Regions from separate parts of the Homo sapiens genome. Here all the other regions are linked to region 4. Evidence: read pairs that join two places in POLR2A ChIA-PET (ENCODE). Cell type or tissue: MCF 10A. All regions are shown on one strand.

Evidence for each region. ChIA-PET counts read pairs that join two places held together with the same protein. Peaks named below come from ENCODE experiments on the same cell type or tissue, not always from the same donor. Only the 100,000 strongest peaks of a DNase experiment are listed, where the experiment ranks them.
Region 1: POLR2A ChIA-PET joins it to region 4 with 10 read pairs; 3 of 35 experiments call an interaction of 5 or more read pairs at or near these places.
Region 2: POLR2A ChIA-PET joins it to region 4 with 20 read pairs; 4 of 35 experiments call an interaction of 5 or more read pairs at or near these places.
Region 3: POLR2A ChIA-PET joins it to region 4 with 31 read pairs; 2 of 35 experiments call an interaction of 5 or more read pairs at or near these places.
Region 5: POLR2A ChIA-PET joins it to region 4 with 19 read pairs; 3 of 35 experiments call an interaction of 5 or more read pairs at or near these places.

What each region holds. Positions count from the first base shown.
Region 1 is chr10:5,627,848-5,631,847 of GRCh38, forward strand. All of the region lies in intron 1 of LOC107984199 (a long non-coding RNA gene), which reads right to left. It also overlaps the pseudogene RN7SL445P. Among named protein-coding and RNA genes, the nearest start is that of LINC02677, 12 kb to the left of the region's middle. In MCF 10A, a CTCF peak has its summit at 2,174 (motif pointing right); a DNase peak (open chromatin) is centred at 2,184.
Region 2 is chr10:5,612,464-5,616,463 of GRCh38, forward strand. No RefSeq gene overlaps it. Among named protein-coding and RNA genes, the nearest start is that of LINC02677, 3.7 kb to the right of the region's middle. In MCF 10A, no CTCF peak of the experiment used is centred here; a DNase peak (open chromatin) is centred at 1,758.
Region 3 is chr10:5,583,063-5,587,062 of GRCh38, forward strand. No RefSeq gene overlaps it. Among named protein-coding and RNA genes, the nearest start is that of LASTR, 11 kb to the right of the region's middle. RefSeq lists enhancers at 342-870, 1,477-2,676. In MCF 10A, no CTCF peak of the experiment used is centred here; DNase peaks (open chromatin) are centred at 719 and 2,039.
Region 4 is chr10:5,486,475-5,490,474 of GRCh38, forward strand. No RefSeq gene overlaps it. Among named protein-coding and RNA genes, the nearest start is that of CALML5, 11 kb to the right of the region's middle. In MCF 10A, no CTCF peak of the experiment used is centred here; DNase peaks (open chromatin) are centred at 1,957 and 2,457.
Region 5 is chr10:5,620,945-5,624,944 of GRCh38, forward strand. LOC107984199 (a long non-coding RNA gene) reads right to left here. Exons shown (of 2, transcript XR_001747344.2): 2 at 3,453-3,881. Among named protein-coding and RNA genes, the nearest start is that of LINC02677, 4.7 kb to the left of the region's middle. In MCF 10A, a CTCF peak has its summit at 2,391 (motif pointing left); a DNase peak (open chromatin) is centred at 2,357.

The sequences.
Region 1 (4,000 bases), 140 kb after region 4:
TTATTTTCTCACGGTCCTGGAAGCTGGAAGTCCAAGGTCAAAGTGCTGGTGTGGTTGGGTTCTGGTGAGGGCTGTTGTCCTGGCGTGCAGACAGCCACTTTCTCACTGTGTCCTCCCGTAGCTTTTTCTGTCTGAGACAGAGATCTCTGGTGTCTTTTTCCTTTTGTTATAAGAACACCAGTTTTTTTGAAGAGAACAGTCCCACCTTTATGATTTCCTTTAACCTTACTCACCCCCTTAAAGGCCCTACCTCCAAATATAATCACATTGGAAGTTAGGGCTTCAAAATATGAATTTGGAGGAGGCCTAATTAAGTCTGTAGCAGGCATTCCCAGCAATGCATCAAAAAACAAAAACAACAAAAAAAAAACACGGAAGGTTGGAAAGAGAATGCAGTGAGGAAAGGGTCGGAAAGGGAGGGGCTGTGGCCAGGACGGGTGTCAGAGAGAACTGCCAAAGAGATTCGAAAACCAGGGACCCAGATCATCCTCCGGGCCACTCCCAAATCAAGGGAAGAGGCTGGACGGGTCCAGGGTCGTCTCCTTCTTTTCTGTGTCAGATCTCCTTGATTCTACACTAACTCCAGGCATCTTTCTTCCTGTCCTATCCAGTCCTCACCATAGACTCATTCTGGAAAGCGGGGAGGGATGGCAGGAGAGGGAGCAGAAAGAGAAACTATTACGCTGTAGGTCCCGGAGAACACTGCTCTCCCTGGGTCTGGGAGCTTAGGGACTTTCTGCCACACCCCACGCCTCACAAGACTGAAAGAGTTTCATCAGGGTCTGAGCTCTGGGATTTGGAAACACTCATGGAAAACAGAGCAGAGCCTGAGTTTTGCGGAGAATCCCTGCCTTCTCCTAAAATACTCCTGGAGGAGGCAGCATCAGAATGCATGCTTGAGACGCACCACAGGATCTGCTTCCCCAAATCCTCAAACACACAGGACAGATGCCTCCTGGTCCCCATCATAACCCATCAATCACGCCCCAAAGCCGCCTGAGCCCTCACCTCCCGACTCTCCGAAAGCTGCCAACAATTACTGCTGAGCCAGCAATGCATAATAGTCTCCTTTCTGCCTTCCCGTCTCTTTCTGTCTTTTGTTCCCTGCCTGGAAATCTATATAGCATGAAAGGAGCTGTTGAGGTGTGTGTGGTTTTTTTTTTACCAAGAATCGGAAAATTTGAGTCATCTTTTTACAAAGTTAGACTGCGAAGGTTGTAGTCCTCTCTAAGGATTTAATAATGAAGTGAAGAGACCAGAGGTGACCAGAAACAAGTATGAGAGGAAACGAGAAGCCGTTATTCATGGATTTCCTGCAGTGTGCTCAGCACAGTACTACTCTAGGAGTTGGAGGATTTTTTTTTAAAGTGGTGGTGCTAGGGGCTGAGTGGTGCTACTTACTGTCTATTCTTCTGTTCTTCCTCAGTAAGAGAAACCTTATATTGCTTGGGATGGCACTGTGCCCAAAGTAAAACAAACACATCAAAAAAAAATACACAAGGCTTGCTTGGCTGGCAGACACTCCTTTTGCCAAGCTCTTTCCATTTTCTTCCTGCCTGGAAGATAGACATGATGACCAGAGCTGTAGCAGCCATCTTGGGACCATGAGGGTCCCATGGTCAAAAGATCAAAAAAACTGCAAAAGCTTTGGCTGTGGTATACATGAGGGCTGTCAAACTACAGCCCATGAGTCAAATCTGGCCCACTACTTGTTTTAGTAAATAGTTTTGTTGGAACACAGTCATGCTCATTTATTTGTCTGGAGCTAATTTTGCCCTGTCTATGACAAAGGGGAGTGGTTGTAACCGAGACCACTTGGCCCACAATGCTAAAAATATTGACTATCAGAAAAAAAAAATTATAAACCTCTGCTCTAAACCACAGGCAGTAACTGCCTATCTCCAGACTTATTATGTAAAAAAAAAAAAAAAAAAAAAAAAAAAAAAAAATCCTCTTGTGTTTGACATGAGGTTTCTTGTGTTTAACATAACGTTTCTGTTACTCACAGACTAATAGATATAATACTGTTTACACTCGAGGCACTCAGAGTTTACACAGCTGTGGAAGCAGAACATGGCAACGTTTAGAAAATTAAGAAAAAAGACACATTCCAAATCATCGCCAACCAGCAGAACATAGCCCTACACAACCCCAAGCAGCAATATTCACGGCGTCCTCTAGGTGGAGCTCTGCAGTGCACAGCCTGGGCAGCTGGAGGCAGCAGCCCTGTATCTCTGGCTTCATCCTGCAGCCAATTAATTCAACCAGTATATGGGGATTATCTCTGTGTCAGACACTGTGGAAAGTGAATACAACATGGCCCCTGGTCTTTAGAAGCTTATAGGATAAAAGAAATATACCAAGTAGCCGTATGGTATGGACTAACTTGTGTCCCTCACCCAAATTCATATGTGGACGCCCTACCCCTCAATGTGACTGTATTTGGAGTTGGGGCCTTCGAGGGTGTAATTAAGGTTACATGAGGTCATAAGACTGAGGCCCTAAACCAAATAGGTCTGGTTCCTTATAAGAAGAGGAAGAGACACCCAGGATGCGCACACGCGGAGGAGAGACCGCGTGAAGACACCATGAGAAAGAAGGTGGTTTGTACATCAAGGAGAGAGGCCTCAGGGGAAACCAAACCTGCTGACAGTTTGATCTTGGATTTCCAGCCTCTAGAACTTGGGGAAAATGTATTTCTATTGTTTAAGGCCCCCAATCTGTGGTCTTTTGTTATGGCAGCCATAGCCAAGTAACACACAATTTAAATAGACCACATGGTGGCTCGAGGTCAGTGCTCCAGAGATTCAAATGTCACATAGCAAATAGCATCATTCCAAGGCCTGGAGGATAAAGACATGACAGCCCCTGTGTCCGCTGAGACAACCAACCATTGCTGCTCCACACACCTTCAGCAAGCACTGCTCAGGCTGGGGCACCTGATGCTGAGATCTCCCTTGATAGGTGTTCTATTTGAAGAGAAAAGATTGTGTCCCAGCTATTGAACGCCCACCCAGGCTTCATCCACCTGGGCACCCAGTCCGGTCCAGTCCATCTCTGCACTGGCAGGCACGGCCTGGCTTTCACATTCCTCTCTCACCGCCTCTCCCAACTCCATATCTGGCCTCCAGCTCTGCCAGCTGCCTGTTTACACCACACGCCACAATCTGATCAATTTTCCAGAACATGTGTGTTTCGGTTCATATCATTCCTTGACTGGAGATACAGAGCTCAGATTCCCTTTCTCCATGATGCATTTTTTAAAAACAACGAATTCTCAAGCACTGTTTTCCTCTTGTGTGGCATTCACTCCATTCTGGCTTCTGTTGAGACGATGTTGATAAAGCTGATGCATCTTTTATCCTCTCCTAAATGGGAGGGTCTTAAAGGGAAGCCAAGATCTTTGCATTTCCCTTCCCGAGACTCAGTTCAGAGCCATGTATTAGACATTCAACACGTGCCCATTAAATAATAGATCAATGATAGATCAATAGATGGATGATAGCTCAAGAGACAGATATATTGATTGATTGATGATAGATATATAAACAGATGATCAATGATAGATCAATAGATAATAAACAGATAAATAGATGATTGATGGACAGATAGATAGCCAGTGGCTGACACCTGTAATACCAGCTACTCAGGAGGCTGAGGCAGGAGGATTGCTTGAGTCCAGAAGTTCCAAGCTGTGGTACACTACACAGATCAGGGGTCCACACTAAGTTTGGCATCCATATGGTGACCTCGCAGGATCAAGGGACTGCCAGGTTGCCTAGGGAGGGGTGAACCAGCCCAGATTGGAAATGGAGCAAGTCTAAACACCCATAATGATCAGTAGCGGGATCACTCCCGTGAATAGCCACTGCACTCCAGCCTGGGCAAGATAGTGAGGCCCTGTCTCTAAAAAAAAATTGAAAGATGATAGATAATAGATAATCAATGGATGGATAGATAAATGAATAGATAGATGACTGATGGATGGATAGGTAGATAG
Region 2 (4,000 bases), 130 kb after region 4:
ATGTTTTCCTGCCCCTTATTCATCATTCACTGGACATTCTGAGCACCCATCTTGGCTAGATTTCAAGGCACTGAGGATTCAAAAGGAGAGTCAGGCATTGCCCCTGCCCTCAAGGTGAAAGCTGGAGCTCAGCTGGGAGAAAAGAACCTGCCTTCAAGTGACATCAAAAGTTGCAGGGGTGGCCAGGCATGGCGGTTCATGCCTGTAAATCCCAGCACCTTGGGAGGCAAGGCGGGAGGATCAGTTGAGCCCAAGAATTCAGGAGCAGCCTGGACAACATGGCAAAACCTTGTCTTTAGAAAAAAATACAAAACAAAAACAAACCAAAAAAATAAAGCCAGGCACGGTGGCACACGCCTGTAGTCTCAGCTACTTGGGAGGCTCAGGTGGGAGGATCACCTGAGCCCAGGAGATCAAGGCTGCAGTGAGCCGAGATCACACCACTGCACTCCAGCCTAGGCTACAGAGTGAGACCCTATCTCAAAAAAAAAAAAAAGAAAGAAAGAAAAGAAAGCTGCAGGGGAGGGTTCAGGGAAGCTGTGTAGAAGCTGAGTCCCTGTCCACTTCTTTTGCCTGTGAGCAGTCTGAAGACTTGGCCGATTGAGGGAAATCTTTACTGCTTTGGGTCTTACTTGGAAACCCGAAGGCTTAGCTGGGTATGAGGCTGCAGCAGTCCTGGTTCTGCTATCTTAAAAGTATGTCTGTGGGCCAGGCATGGTGGCTCACACCTGTAATCCCAGCACTTTGGGAGGCCGACGTGGGCAGATCACCTGAGGTCAGAAGTTTGAGACCCGCCTGGACAACATGGTAAAACGCCGTCTCTACTAAAAATACAAAAATTAGCCCAGCATGGTGGTGTGTGCCTGTAGTCCCAGCTACTTGGGAGGCTGAGGCAGGAGAATTGCCTGAACCCGGGAGGCAGAGGTTTCAGTGAGCCGAGATTGTGCCACTGCACTCCAGCCTGGACAGAGCAAGACTCTGTCTCCAAAAAAAAAAAAAAAAAAAAAAAAATGGCTCTGTTTCATGACCTGGGCCTACCCCACCCTCCACCGGGAAAAGTTCTTCAGCACTAGGCCCCATGGGAGACGGACTCCGAAGTCCCCTCCAGTTCTCTGCTATACTCACCTTCTCCTCCCTGCAAGCAAACAGAAGGAAAGATGCACGTTTCCAAGGGCGGGCAGAGGTCTCCAGTCCCCTCCCCGACCACACGGTTTCCTCCTCCGCAGCCCTACTCCAGTGAACCCCGGGCTCTGTGTGACATCAAAGGCTGGGGTGAGAGAAGTGCTACCCCCTGCTCCCCAGCCTAAGCGCCTGGATGGGGGACTAGGGGCCAGAGGGGGACGCAGGTCCCAGCTCCCATCTGTGCCAGGGCACAAGGCACTCCTTCCCCTAGGCAGGAAGCATTTGCTCCCCTAAGCAGGTCTTTCTTCCAGAAGCCTTGCTTATCACAGGCAAATTCACCCACCCTGAAGCTGCAGGCCATAGTGGGGGCAGGGAGGAGATTTATATGGCCTTCTAGCTAAAGCTTGGGACCACTCTGTGGAAGGTTTTTCAGGAAATCAAGGTCTGCCAGGAACCAGGAACCTGGTTGCGTTTAGCTGTGCACACTGGCCTTGACGGTCATGGAACAGTCCAGAAATGCACCACCCTGATCCACCCTAGGGCCAGTATTTTGGTTAGGTGTGTTTTGCACCATCTCATCAGTAACCCTGTGGTTTCCAAATGCCTCCTCCCTGCCCCTGTTCCACTAGGGCCCTCTGCCTGGGGCCAAAATAAACACTGGGAATTGGAACAGAGGAGGACTTTTCCAAGGGAGCGGCCACTGCCTCTTTTTCTCCACAGAGCCACCACCTGCATTTTAGCTGCTCACGCCAGCTGAGCTAAGGGCCAGCTCCAGCTCCTGGCTGCTAAGATTCCTCCAGTTTCCTTAGATTGTCAGCCTGGGACATGCCAATGTGTTTCATCTATCTCAAACCACAGAGCGCCATAATGAACAGACACATGGAGAAACTGGTGTCTTTCCCCCACCATCCCAAATGTGGGTCTCTCCGCCCACCAGCCTGGGAAACAAGGGAAAATGATTAACAGACACTCTAATTAGGGCATGGTTGAGCCTGTGGGGATCAAGGATGGGCTTTGGTTTCCTTGGGGAAGAATGTTGCTTTCACTATGCTGGATAAAGTGCTGGAATTTCACAGATCTCAGATTTCATAACCAAAGCTGGGATTCATTCCATGCTTTCCTGAAGTAACCAAACTCAAGCTATAGAATCTTAACCAAGTTAACAGATACATCCCATCCTTACCAATATTTGGAAGGGACCCTAATTAGCAATTCATTGTCATTCTTCTTGGTTGTGGTGTTTTAGCCATTTCTTCTTTTCTTTTTTTTCTCTTTTTTTCTTTTTTTTTTTTTTGTGATGGAGTCTTGCTCTGTCGCCCAGGCTGGAGTGCAGTGATGCAATCTCGGCTCACTGCAACCTCTGCCTCCCGCTTCAAGCAATTCTCCTGCCTCAGCCTCCTGGGTAGCTGGGAATACTGGCACACGCCACCACGCCCTGCTAATTTTTGTATTTTTAGTAGAGACAGGGTTTCACCATGTTGGTCAGGCGGGTCTCGAACTCCTGACCTCAGGCAATCCGTCTGCCTCGGCCTCCCAAAGTGCTGGGATTACAGGCATGAGCCACCGTGCCTGGCCCTTCCTTCCTTCCTTCTTTCCTTCCTTCTTTCCTTCCTTTCATTGTTAGCCCAAATGTCCATTTTGTTTCCCAAAGTATTCAGATAGAGTAAGTTACTAAACCATTTGGTCACTTTTTCTGTTTGTCATTCAATGACCACAGTCAGCAGGTTAAAGCCAGGCTCTAACTTAAACACAGAGGCTACTTCAATAGGCCTGTTTTTCTCAGAAACATGAACATCTTCACTGAAAAGCCGTAGTTAGGTTCCTGTACACGTCACGTTGTATTGACACAGGAGGATGTGTAAACCTAGCCCAAAGCTTTAGGAAGAAGCAGCTCTCAGGGAGGATGCTGGAAAGCGCCCAGGGAAAGCACACCATGACCGCAGCAGGCACCCACAGACCCAGCATCAGAGCGCAGCTCTGTGAATGGTAATTTATTCCACGGTGACTGCAGGCCAGGCCTGTGCTGAGCAAGTTTATATTTTATTTCATTCTCCCAACAGCCTCTGAAATATTTTTATCTCCATATCCAAACCCATGCATTCACAGGCCCAGCCCCATCCAGCCTGGCCTCTCTGGTGTCCAGGCTTGGACTCTTAACCCCTGGGGTCCTGGGTTTGTCATCTGACTCCCGGACTCAGGGACTGCTGATGAGCTTCTTTTCTTCCAGGGTTTCAGCCTCCTTGTTTTGCAGTGGGTATCATGGTCAGCCATTCACCCAGGGAACGTCCATGGCCCGTGCCTGGCACCGCACTTAGGTAGCCAATGGGCCATGCTCTGAGCAGACTCCGGGTTGTTACAGAGATTAAGTGAGCTGATGTCCAGGGGTCACTCAGCACAGTGCCTGCCCATAGCTGGCACCCTGGATGGCAGCTAGCACGGCAGCTCCACAAAGCCTTCCGGGACCCCTAGACTCTCTTCTTCTGCACCAACTCCAGGACTTCATTTAGCCCCTATCATAAGCACAACTCTGCCCCTGCTTGCTAAGGCCCAGCTCTGACGCACCTTGTGTCAATGGTCAGTGTCTGGCAAAGGGCTTGTGGCAGAGAAGAGGCTCCAACATGTGGGTGGTCGGCTCCCCGAGTGCCGCCGATGCCCTGAGTGCCGTCCACCCCCCGGAGTGCCGCCCGCCTCGCTGAGTGCCGCCCATCCCCCTGAGTGCCACCCACCCCGCCGAGTGCCGCCCACCCAGCCGAGTGCCGTCCACCCCCCCGAGTGCCGCCCACCCCCCGAGTGCCGCCCACCCAGCCGAGTGCCGTCCACCCCCCCGAGTGCCGCCCACCCCCCGAGTGCCGCCCACCCCCCGAGTGCCGCCCACCCC
Region 3 (4,000 bases), 97 kb after region 4:
TCTAGACAGGCTGAATTCACCACCTTTGCCCATTGGCCGCTTAGGTGCTGAGGCCGCAGGATCTGCCAGCACAGGACCATCAGTTCCCTCCCGTGCCTTATTTACATTTCATTTTATTATTTTTTTAAATTTTATTTTAGAGACATGGGGACTTGTGTCGCGCAGGCTGGAGTGCGGTGGCACAATCACAGCTCACTGCAGCCTCCACCTCCTGAGCTCAAGAGAGCCTCCCACCTCAGCCTCCTGAGTAGCTAGATTACAGGCACGTGTCACCACCCCTGGCTAATTTTCTTTTAATCTTTTGAGGCTGATGTTCTGGTACGTGGGAAAGGAGAGGGAAAGGGGCTGCAGAAGAGAATGAGAGAAAGGGAGGAAGGAATTGAAGACATTCAAGTGTGAGTGGGGAAATGCATAAAAGAGAAAAGGCTACGCAGGGCCAAGTGGACCCCTGAAAACACAGACACAGAGCAGGCACATGCTGGTGGTGCATGGCAGGGCGCTGTGCTGGGGGCTGTCCCGGCCTGGAGAGGGGCAGAGGGATTGCAGTTGACATGTCAACAATCGCTCCTGAATGGCAAGCCCGAGCCCTCCCCTCCACTCCTTCACTCCTGAAGTCCGGTCAAGAGGCTCCAGGCTCTTTTTTGTTACCTTTTTCCGCACCACTGGTTGCCCTGGCAACAGCCGCAGCTGGCCCGTCTCCCAAATCACAAGCTGTAATGAGAATCTCAGGCAGGTTTGTTCTGCTCTGCTGGCTCGCAGACAATAGGTGGAACGCTGGCCCACAGCTGTGGTTTCAGAACCTGTCCCCGAGGATGCCCCGCAAGTAAGGGGAGGGAACAGGGTCTGGGAGGAAAGGTGAGAAAGGGCTCAGCTAAGAGAGAAGGCAGCGGAGGAAACAGGAATGTCCTGGAACTTCCCTACCACCACCTCTGGGACAAACCGGCTGGATGGGAGTGCACAGTGGATGGATCCATAGCTGAATACACAGCAGCACCTAAAGGAAGTGTCTGCCCAGCCCCCAGCCTGCGCCTGCGCCTCCACTGTTCTCACCCAGCGGCTTCAGTGAAAACACGCTGTCCAGATCCACAAATGACCCAAAGCTTCCAGGGAGAGCAAATGTGCTGCAGGCGACAGAGCTGGTATTCATAAAAGAGACCATATTCGATTGGAACAGTGGGCGGAAACTAATAATTTTGAGAAAGATATAGGAAAAGTTGGCTGAACAGAAATTGTCTCGAGAGGCCGGGCGCGGTAGCTCAGGCCTGTAATCCTAGCACTTTGGAAGGCTGAGGCAGGTGGATCACTTGAGGTTAGGAGTTTGAAACCAGCCTGACCGACATGGTAGAACCCCGTCTGTACTAAAAATACAAAAACAAATGGCCAGGCATGGTGGCGGGCACCTGTAATCCCAGCTACTTGGGAGGCTGAGGCAGGAGAATTGTTTGAACCCAGGAGGTGGAGGTTGCAGTGAGCCAAGATCACGCCACTTCACTCCAGCCAGAGCGAGACTCCGTCTCAAAAAAAAAAAAAGAAAAGAAAAAAGAAATTGTCTCGAGAGTCCAAATCACTCGCAAGCTCAGTGCACATCAACAGGGACGCAGCAGCTTAGAACACAGACGCAAGCGGGAGGCACGTGTGCCAGTGTGTCACTGCAGCCCATTCTTTGCCTGGTGGCTGAGCACCCCTCAGGTAAAGTGTATGGGGTCTTAGAAGTCAAGTTGGTGGATGCAGTTTGAATTCAGCTTCCAGTATTTAAAATGTTTGTAATTGTATAAATCAGAGGCTGTGTAATGTTGGGGTCAAAAGCAGGAATGCTGGAGCCAAACTAACTGGGTGTGAATCCCAGTGTTTATAAGCTGTGTATCCTTGAGGAAGTTACTTCACCTCTCTGAGTGTCAGTTGCCTCATCTATACAATGGAGGCAATAGCACTGCCTCCCTCCTAGGGTTTCAGTGAGAATTGAGTCAGTGACTCTAGGTAAAACACTCAGAAGAATGCCGGCACACCGAAAGTGCAAATTCTGGTTGCTAATGGTATTAGTGACTCAGCTGTTGCTTTCAAAAGGTTGATGAGTTGTTTTTGCCTGGAGGGCCCTGGACTCGGAATGCCTGGCCACCCTCAATACTCTCGAACCTAAACTCCTAGTCACCCTTGTATGGTCAGGCTGTGTCTGGCCACTCCCGACAGGAGGTGAGTAAGAGGGACCAATGACCCTCTCCCCAGAGCAGCCCGAGGCCACATGCACCAGCCCATGGTGCTCCTATGGCCCTTGGAGAGCCCCACTAAGGAAGGGCTGTCCCTCTGCTGGCTGGTCCGTGGGGACCCAGTATTCTGAGGACTCACAGCTGCTGAGGAAACACACTTCCACTACCAGCTTCACACCCAGCACGTGCGGGAGCCGTGGAAAGCCACCACCCTTGTCTCCCTTCCTTAGCTAGGAACCCTCTCTTCTTCTTCACTGGGTCTTGGGAAGACTGGAGAGGGCTTTACCCCCTGAGAATGGAACATTGTATAATCATCTACTTGTTCAGAGGAGAGAAATCCTACTCCAGCTCAATCTCTAGAAGAGATTTCTGTAGGCAGCCCAGCACTTCAGCTCAGACGCCATCGCACGCTGGGACCTTAGCCAAATCCTCTTGTTCTTAATTTCTCCCCATCAACACGAGAGTGTTGATTTCAGGGGAGCCTGGAAACTTCTCCATCCACCCAGACTTGTTGGAGAGGCGACTTGCACAGTGCTTTGCAGAAACACAGGTCTCTGTTTTCAGGAGTTGCTCTCGGGAAGGTGAAGCTGTGATCTTTGAAAGCTTTGTAAAGTTCCCTGCATTTCAGAATCACATTCTTTCCCATTTGCCTTTCCCACAAACCCAAAACAGATTTGGAGCAATGGAAACCATGCTTAGAAAAAAAAACCCTCATGATGGAAAACTGCCAAACCTCATCTTCAAAACTAAATGTGGTCTCATCCCAGTTGTCAAGGCCCAATTTTGTATTTTACTCTTGTATTATTTATTTTGCAAACACTGCAGGTGTGTGACGCCAGATGCTGTTCTAAGAGCTTTGCAAACAGTGACTCATTTCATCCTTATAACAACTCCATAAAGGAGACACTGTTGTTATCTTCATCCTCATTTTTGGAGGGGTAAACTGAGGCATGGTACATGACCCATAAGTAACTAGGGATTTAGACCAGGCAGCAAACTCCAGAGTCCATGGTCTTAACCCACAGTGCTGCCTTTCACTCTGCCATGCTTGCTTGCCTTTTCCATGTAGACTAGAATCTTCTAGAAAGCAGAGATAGTGTCTTCATAAAACATCTGTGAAAGGAAAATACATTTTGGGACCCTAAAATCGCTAATCCAAAGGGAAAAGTCAAGCTGGGAACTGCATCAGGCAAACCTGCCTCCTATTTTATTCGTAAATAAGATCACTACACAGACAAAAATTTACATACCTTGCTCACAATTTACCCACAAGGAAATTCCTCGTGGACAAAGAACAGATGGAACTCAAAGTCATCCCTCTGTTCATATGAGACCAGTGTATATGTGATGGTTTCCTCTGCTCTATTGTCTATGTAAAAACGCAGATTCACTGAGCCAGACTGAGGCATCAGTGATTGTTCCCCTACCCCTCTCTCACATGTAAATTGTGTATTCAGTGAAAGGCTAATTTGAGTTAATCAGAAACTCAAAAGAATGCAACTGTTTGTCTCTTATCTACCTATAACCTGGGAGCCCCCACTTTGAGTTGCCCCACCTTTCTGGACCAAACCAATGTACATCTCACACATATTGATTGATGTCTCATGTCTCCCTAAAATGTATAAAACCAAGCTGAGTCCCAAACACCTTGGGCACCTGTTGTCAGGACCTCCTGAGGCTGTGTCACGGGCATGTCCTTAACCTTGGCAAAATGAACTTTCGAAATGGATTGAGACCTGTCTCAGATACTTTTGGGTTCACACATCTTACAGTGAGTCCTGCAGGCCCCTGACAAA
Region 4 (4,000 bases):
TGGGGGCAGCGTCTTTCCTCTTCCTCTTCTCCTCTTCACAATGTCTGACAGTCCACACATCCAAGAGGGAAGGAGAGGGTTTCCAAGATACCTCAGACTCTGTGTGGATTCAGATTCTGCCTTGAAGCTGGTGGAGCTGGAGATTAGGAAGGGCCTGGGCCTGCAGGCGGAGGAGAGGCAGCTGTCCCTGCTGACTCCCCTCTCCCTGACCCTCCCCTCCTGGTCAGCACCTTCCTGGCTTGAGAGGAGTCCAGGACTTTCCTTTTCTCCAAATTCTGGAGACAGGCAGGCCCCAGGGTTAGAAGCAGCACCTTCTACCCTGTTCCGATCACAGCCTGAGTCTTGGACAAGGGCTCCTCCGGCTCTCAGTGGCTCCAGGATTCTGAGAACTCTGACATGCTTCCACCATCTGACAGGCAAGAGGCCAGATGGGCCTGGTTGGCCCACCCTCCCGATGGTACCAGCAGTAACTCTGACCCGGCAGGGTGTGGACACGGCTCAGCCTGGTGGGGCTGGAGTCTCTCCCGTCCCCTGCTCACTCCCCTCCCACCTCGTCCAGAACTGCTCAAGGCCCCGGGGTTACTAAGTCAGGCCCTGTCCCTCCAACGCCTTCCTCTCTGCTTCCCCTCCCCACGTCCCTTCCTTTCTCTGCTGACTGCCTCCACCTTCCCTCCTGTCCTAATCAGCTCAGGCTTAGGTGGCCGAATCTGCCTCCTACAGGGCCCATCTCCCTTGCCCTCCTTCATACCACACATCACTGCCAGCATAAGCTTCCTAAAGCACAATTTGGCCGCACGTCCCCACAGGTTAAAAACCTTCCGTGAGTCTCCATCTGATCTTCTGGGGAAGAAATAGCACTAATCTTGGTGACATTATGCAAAACACTTCTGCGGCCCCACAGACGCTGTTCTTAGCACTTTCTCCACATCCCCCACCCCCCACCCTCCTCACAACCACGTTGAGGCGGGTCTCACTGTTACCCCCAGCTACAGTTGAGGAGACTGAGGCAGAGAGAGCCACTGACTTGCCCAAGGCCATATCACCAGGCTTCACTGGGACTTGAAAAGGATCCAGACTCCTTCAGCAAACCATCAGGCTGTCTGCGACGGCATTCGGACCTCTCCCTTACCTCCCAGGCAGCGCGGGCTCCCCAAAAGACACTGACGCTCCCACTTCCAAACCGTCACTCATGCAGTTTCCTCACCAAGAACGCCCCACCCCTGTTGAAATCTGCCCCCGCCTCAGTGCCACTTCCTGGAAGTCTGTCCCCTTCTCTGAGCACCTCCTCGAATGGGAATCCACTGACGAGGGACCTGACCCACTGTCTTTGCATGGCCATTTATGTTACATCTCCTGGGCCCAGAGGCCGGCGCAGCGTCTCCCTCCAAGTCCCTGCAGACTCACAGTAAGGAGAAGCACCCAAGGAAACACTTGTAGAATAGTGAGTGAGTGAATGAAAGTCACCAACACCTCCTCCATGAAGCCACGACCACAAGGCTCCCGGTGCAGGAAAATACTGTTCATCAAAAGCACTGAGATTTGTTTTTGTTTGTTTTGTTTTTGTTTTTGTTTGAGACGGAGTCTTGCTCTGCCGCCCAGGCTGGAGTACAGTGGTGCGATCTCGGCTCACTGCAAGCTCCGCCTCCCAGGTTTAAGCAATTCAACTGCCTCAGCCTCCTGAGTCGTTTGGATTATAGGTGCCTGCCACCACGCCTTAATTTTTGTATTTTTAGTGAAGATGGGGTTTCACCATGTTGGCCAGGTTAGTCTCGAACTCCTGGCCTCAAGTGATCCACCTACCTCGGGTTTCCAAAGTGCTGGGATTCCAGTTGTGAGTCACCGTGCCCGGTCCAAAACACTGAGATTTGACTTCTTCCTAGGCCAAAGGTCATCTGGGCAGCAAGGCAGGAGCTCCCGGATCAGGAAAGTGCAGGCACACCATGTCTCTGAGTGGTGGGGTGGGGACAGAGGCTGGCAGGCCACCAACAGGGCAGCATCTGCTCCCAACCAAGGTGACTCAGACCTCGCCTTGTCCAACCTGCAGGCCTCCCAACAGTGGGGCTCTATAAGGCTGGCGTTCGCCTCCAGGGTTCTCCCCGACACTGGATGCCAACCTGCCCAGGGGCAGAAGGGAGGTTGGGCGTGGGGAGTGCCGGGTACAGTCAGAGTTGCCAGGACAGTTTGGAGCAGTGCCTCTTAATCTTGGCCGCACAGCACCTGGGAGCTTTAAATAGACCCCCACGCCTGGGCGCCCCCACCGCTGACCCACCAGGGCTCAGTGCAGGGGGATGGCTCACACGGCACATTCTCCAGAAGCTCCTGGGGTAGCTTCCAGGTGCAGCCGGGGTTGGGAATCGCTGGCTTATGCAACCCAGCAGAGAGGCGGGAAAGGCAGAGCTGAGATCGGGTGGGGCCACCTGTGGTGGGGAAAGAGATGAGCTCACACCTGGAGATGGTAAACAGTGCAAAAGCAAGAAGAAGCTTACAGAAGGAGTCGTTGGGCCTTTGCCCCAGCTGCAGCCACGTGAGAGGGAAGCCAGGGGAGGAGCAAGGTGCAGGCATCTGTGGGCTGGGCAGGGCCTGACTGCACTGGGCCCAGGCTGGGAAGGCCTCACCTGCTTCTCCAGCGGGAACGGAGGGCGACCTGCGCAGCCTAGGCACTGCGGCCGTGGTTCACATGCAAAAACTAAAAGCTGGACTCATTTCCAGAGAAACTGAGATAGAATACTCTACCTAAATTGTTTCTGGAACACATGATCACCATACCTGTTGGGAATCTGTTCTTGATGAGTTTTGTTGTTGTTGTTTTTATAAAAGGGGGACCCACTGTGGAGAGAGAAACAATGGCTTGAACTCTTAAAAGCTGGTCTTAGAGGTCTGGAGTCCACATCTTTGACTACCTGGCAGGGTGACATGCCTTTGATTCTCCCTATGTTTGGACCAAGAGGGGATGAGTTGGGATTTTGTGATCATACGAGGACTATTTTCATGGTTCTTGGACAACAAAAAGAGAGAACAAGACAGGAGTCCTCTCTCTGCAGTTGCATTTCTGACTCTTCCTCTTGTTGCAGAGTACAACTCTGTGAAGATTTCCTTTAATCCCATCAGCACTACGGAAGCCATCTCCCCCATGCTGGAGATGAGGCCTCCCGGGCAAAGGAGCCTGCCAGGTCGTGCCATCACAGTGCATGTGGAGGGTTTCATGCAGAATCCAACACACTTGAGGAGCCTGTCATCTAGTTTAAGCATTGATGGGCTTTATTTCACTATTCAGGGTTCTGAGGATGGAGAATAGGCCTTGTCCACTAGGAATGACGTAAGAGGTGCACTCTGGAAGGAACTGTACAAATAGGGAGAGATCACCTTCAGCCATTTGCTTGGAAAAGAGGTGCAGAGGAACCCCCTCTGCGCCAGGCCCGGCTGTGGAAAGCTTCCAAAAGCAGGAGGCATTTGATGTGGAACTTAACAGAAGGATTGGGTCACCAGGCCTACCAGGATGGATATAAACTAGGATTTAAAAGATCCAGGGGGCAATCCAATGAAGAAAATGTATTATTTCGTATATGAAATTTGAAACATGTATTTGGATCAGAAGTAGAGTAATTCAATCTACCGACAAATCAATCTACTGAAGAACCTCTTGGAAGATTTGGGGGAAGTTTTGCTTTACTTGAAATTAGTTTTGGTTTCCCCAATGCTGTCCCACCCAAGTCAACTCCAGTAGCTTCATGAGTGCAGTTCTCCCCTGCTGAATGTCAGTTTCATGTGTGATTCATATTTCAGACTCCAAGCACTTACCAAATACTTAAACCACTTGCAAAATATCCATTTGATTGAGCCAGTGAATAAATCAGTGAATTGAAAGAAGTACTAAAGCAATAGATTTAAGTTGAAATTCTATTAGGGGAAAGAAAGCTGCCAATCTCTAAAATCCTGGACGTTGAAGACGTGTCCAATGGCTGAATCTTGAAATGAACCAGAAGCTCTCTTTCTCCAAAAC
Region 5 (4,000 bases), 130 kb after region 4:
AGGAGGGAAAACACCCATTGATGAAAATGATTCATTCCCTCGATACATTTCTACAAAACGAACCCGGAGCAGGACCCAGAACTCTGCGTTCATCCGTCAGCACCCAGCTAACTCCTCCACACCCCTGTTCGGGGCCGGATGGCAAGACACCAAGATGGTTAAATTTAAGAGAAGTCACAGGATGGTGGAGACAGTTTAAATAACAAGCACCTGGGGAAGCGGTTCATTGCCGGGTCCGGACGAAGCCGCGTGGGAGCCGGGGGTGCAGGGTTATGGTTGTGGGACAAATTAGTGGACTTTCTACTTCAGGCACAGTTCTCCTGGCTTTTTTTCTCCCCAGACTCAACTGTCCCTCCAGGCCTCAGCAGCAGGACAGTGGAAGGTTCGAGGTTCCGGGTGATGGAATCACCTGGCCCCCTGTAGGCAGCCCCCTTCCTCTGAGACAGCCCCCAGCCAGAACTTCCTCAGCCAGTGTGGGGGATGGAGGTAGAAAACAAAGTTTACATGGACTCCCCTCTCACCCCACAAAGAATGCTCCCAGACAAGCTAGGGTCCATTGAAAGGACAGGGCTGGCTGGGTGCGGTGGCTCACGCCTGTAACCCCAGCACTCTGGGAGGCTGAGGCAGGAGGATTACTTGATCTCAGGAGTTCAAGACCAGCCTGGACAACATGGCGAAACCCCGTCTCTCCAAAGTATACAAAAATTAGCCAGGCATGGTGGTGTGTACCTGTAGTGCCAGCTACTTGGGAGGCTGAGGCACGAGAAGTGCTTGAACCCAAGAGGCGAAGGTTGCAGTGAGCTGAGATCATGCCACTGCATTCCAGCCTAGGTGACAAAATGAGACTGTCTCAAAAACAAAAATAAAAAATGAAATGACAGGGCCAACAACACACAAAGAGAGAATCTGAGAGGAAAGGTGACTTGCCTCACGTCACCCAGCCAAGGTAATGGCCAAGCAGGTATCAGAAACTGGCCGTGCCATGAAACATGAGCTTCTGCTACCCGAAAAATAGCAGGGTTCATTCCCCTGTCAAGCAACAATGACTCTCTGTGAGAATGCAAGTTTTGATCCATGAGTTTATTACTTGGCTCCAATAAGGAGGGCACTGGGCATATTCTCAAAGCAGTGTCTCTCCAAGGGAAAGTGACAGGAGGGTATTATGGGGCAATGGAGAGGGCAGAGGGTGCATCGTCGCATGTAGAGCAGGGGTCTCTGTGGCACAGGACCCTGTCATCATGCCAGCACATGGGTTGCATGTTATGGTCCTGAAGCTGCAGCTTTTCCAGGGTAGAGACTTAGCATTGTCATGAGGAAAGTTCACTGGGATTCACGTCTAAGTTGCCAGGGTCTTTCAGGAGCTGGTTCTGACCAACAGGGTGGCCTCATTCCACCCAGGGTTGGGAAGAGTAGGCTGCAGGGCAGGAGGCTGTAACCCAGGCTGATGGCTCAACTGGATTAAATTCCTCCGGTCCCTGGATGTGGTGGCGCACACCTGTGGTCCCAGCTGTACTCAGGAGGCTGAGATGGGAGGATCACTTGAACCCAGGAGGTCAAGGCTGCAGTGAGCTGTGATCACACTACTGCACTCCAGCCTGGGCAACAGAGCTAGACCCTGTCTCAAAAAAAAAAAAAAAAATCCTATGGTGGTCCCTGGAGACCCTCCTTGTCTCCTTACACTTCAGCCCTGGTGCATTTTCTGCAGAATTAAGATCTGAGTCAGTCAAAGGGTATAACATTTTAGCTATGCAGGATGAGTAAGTTATTTGAGATCTAATGTATGGCATCATGAGTACAGTTAATAATACTGTATCCTGGGAATTTGCTAAAAGATTTTATCTTAAGTGTTCTCACCACACACACAGAAATACTGTCGCTACGTGAGCTGATGGGTTTGTTCATTAGTTTGACTGATAATCATTTCGGTCTATACATATATCAAAGCATCATGTACACCTTAAATATATACAATTTTTATTTGTTAATTATACCTCAATAAAGCTGAAAAAGTCTTTTTAAATTAATTTTAATTTTAGAAGAATTGAGAGCATAAAGTGACCTTTGAGACCTTTCGCAGGCACCCTGCGTGTTTCAGGTAAGAAGTCCGAGGCCCGGGGTGTGACACCCCCAGGCCACCAGCTCTGAACGACCTGTAATCAGGGTGGCCCAGCTCCACCCAGCCCGTGGCTCCCTGGGACTGAGTTGCCTTCAATGCCTCCAGGGCTGGGGATTACTGATGGTGGCAGGGAGCAGGGGCCTTCTAGATGACACCCTCCTGGGCCCAGGCCACAGTCAGCTTGGCGAGGCCCAAGGCTTCTCCCGCGGCTCCTCCCACGGCCCAGATGGGACGCAGGCCGATCTAGGCTGTCCCGCTCGTGCCCCCGTGTGGCCAAACGCTAAACACCAGGAGGGTGCAAATGGACCTGGGCAGCTTTTGAGCCTGCTGCACCTGTCACCCGCAGGTCAGGGCCAATGGAGTTCAGGACGTCTGCGCACCAACGACTCAGACCACAAACCTGTGCCTGAGCAGTGGCTGGCAAATATTTAGGGGTGAACCTGCAGCTCATTCATGAAAACTAAGAACATGCAGAGGACCCCGAGCTTCAAGCAGCTTAATGGTGACACTAAAAAGCTCACCTCAGCCTGGGCAACATAGGGAGACCCTGTCTCTGCAAAAAATTAAAAAATCAGCCGTGCATGGTGGTGTGTACCTGTAGTCCCAGCCCAGCTCCTCTGGAGGCTGAGGCATGAAAATTGCTTAAGCATGAGAAATCAAGGCTGCAGTGAGCCAAGATCACGCCACTGCACTCCAGCCTGGGTGACAGAGTGAGACCCTGTCTCAAAAAAGTTAAAAAGCTAACCTCAACAATCTCCCCTTTTGTTCTGATCTTCAGCAGTTACAGGATCCCAGAAGGATCACTTCCCCAAAGCAGCCCCTTTCGGCCCAGCCCCATGGCTAAATTCCCACTCATTATAAAGGGTAGGACACTCGGGGTGACTTATCCTCCAGTGTCTGGAGCCCACAATATTTTAGGGACCCAAGAAAACGTTCTTACTTCCACTCTTATTAATTAATTAATGTATTTATTTATTCTGAGACAGAGTCTCGCTCTATCGCCCAGGCTGGAGTGCACTGGCTTGATCTCAGCTCACTGCAACCTCTGCCTCCTGGGTTCAAGCGATTCTCCTGCCTCAGCCTCCCGAGTAGCTGGGACCACAGGCGCCCGCCACCACGCCCAGCTAATTTTTTTGTATTTTTTAGTAGAGACGAGGTTTCACCATGTTAGCCGGGATGGTCTCGATCTCTTGACCTCGTGATCCACCCACCTCAGCCTCCCAAAGTGTTGGGATTACAGGCGTGAGCCACCACGCCCAGCCCCCACTTCTTTTCAAGTCAAATTTTAATATAATAATAATATACAGTTATGAATCCAGCCTAGATTACATTCATATTTGTACCAACAGTCCTCAAATCGCATTTTTATTTTCTTTATAGAGAAAGAGGTCCCGGAAAGGAAAAGAGCCCCGACCAGGCCCCCTGTTCCTATGCAGCCCCAGGACTCTGTGCCTCTGAAAGCTCTCACTTATAAAGGTAAAATCCATTTCCAAAGACGAGGAGCACCGTGGGCCCATTCTCGCTTGCTTTCTCTGAGACAGCACAGATCTGAGGGGGTGTCCAGGACAGTGAAGCCATCAAAGAGCGCGTGACAGGAAGGGGGATGCTTGGCCTGGAGTGGGCAGAGGAAGACAACACGGGCTACGCGGGCGTCTCCACCTCCGCAGAAGCAGTGAGAAGAAAGGAGCAGTCAGGCACAGCTGGGTTCGTCTTCCCGGGAATGTGATCTGGAGGAAACGGTTTAACCTCCCAGACCTCCCCACATCTGTAAAGCAGAGAAGACAGCAGCACTTGCCCGATGCGGCCATCTCGAAGGCTCGCCACCCGCGGGAGGCACCGGAAACGGAACTGCCAGGACCCTTTTCTCAAGATGGCGCCCAAGGT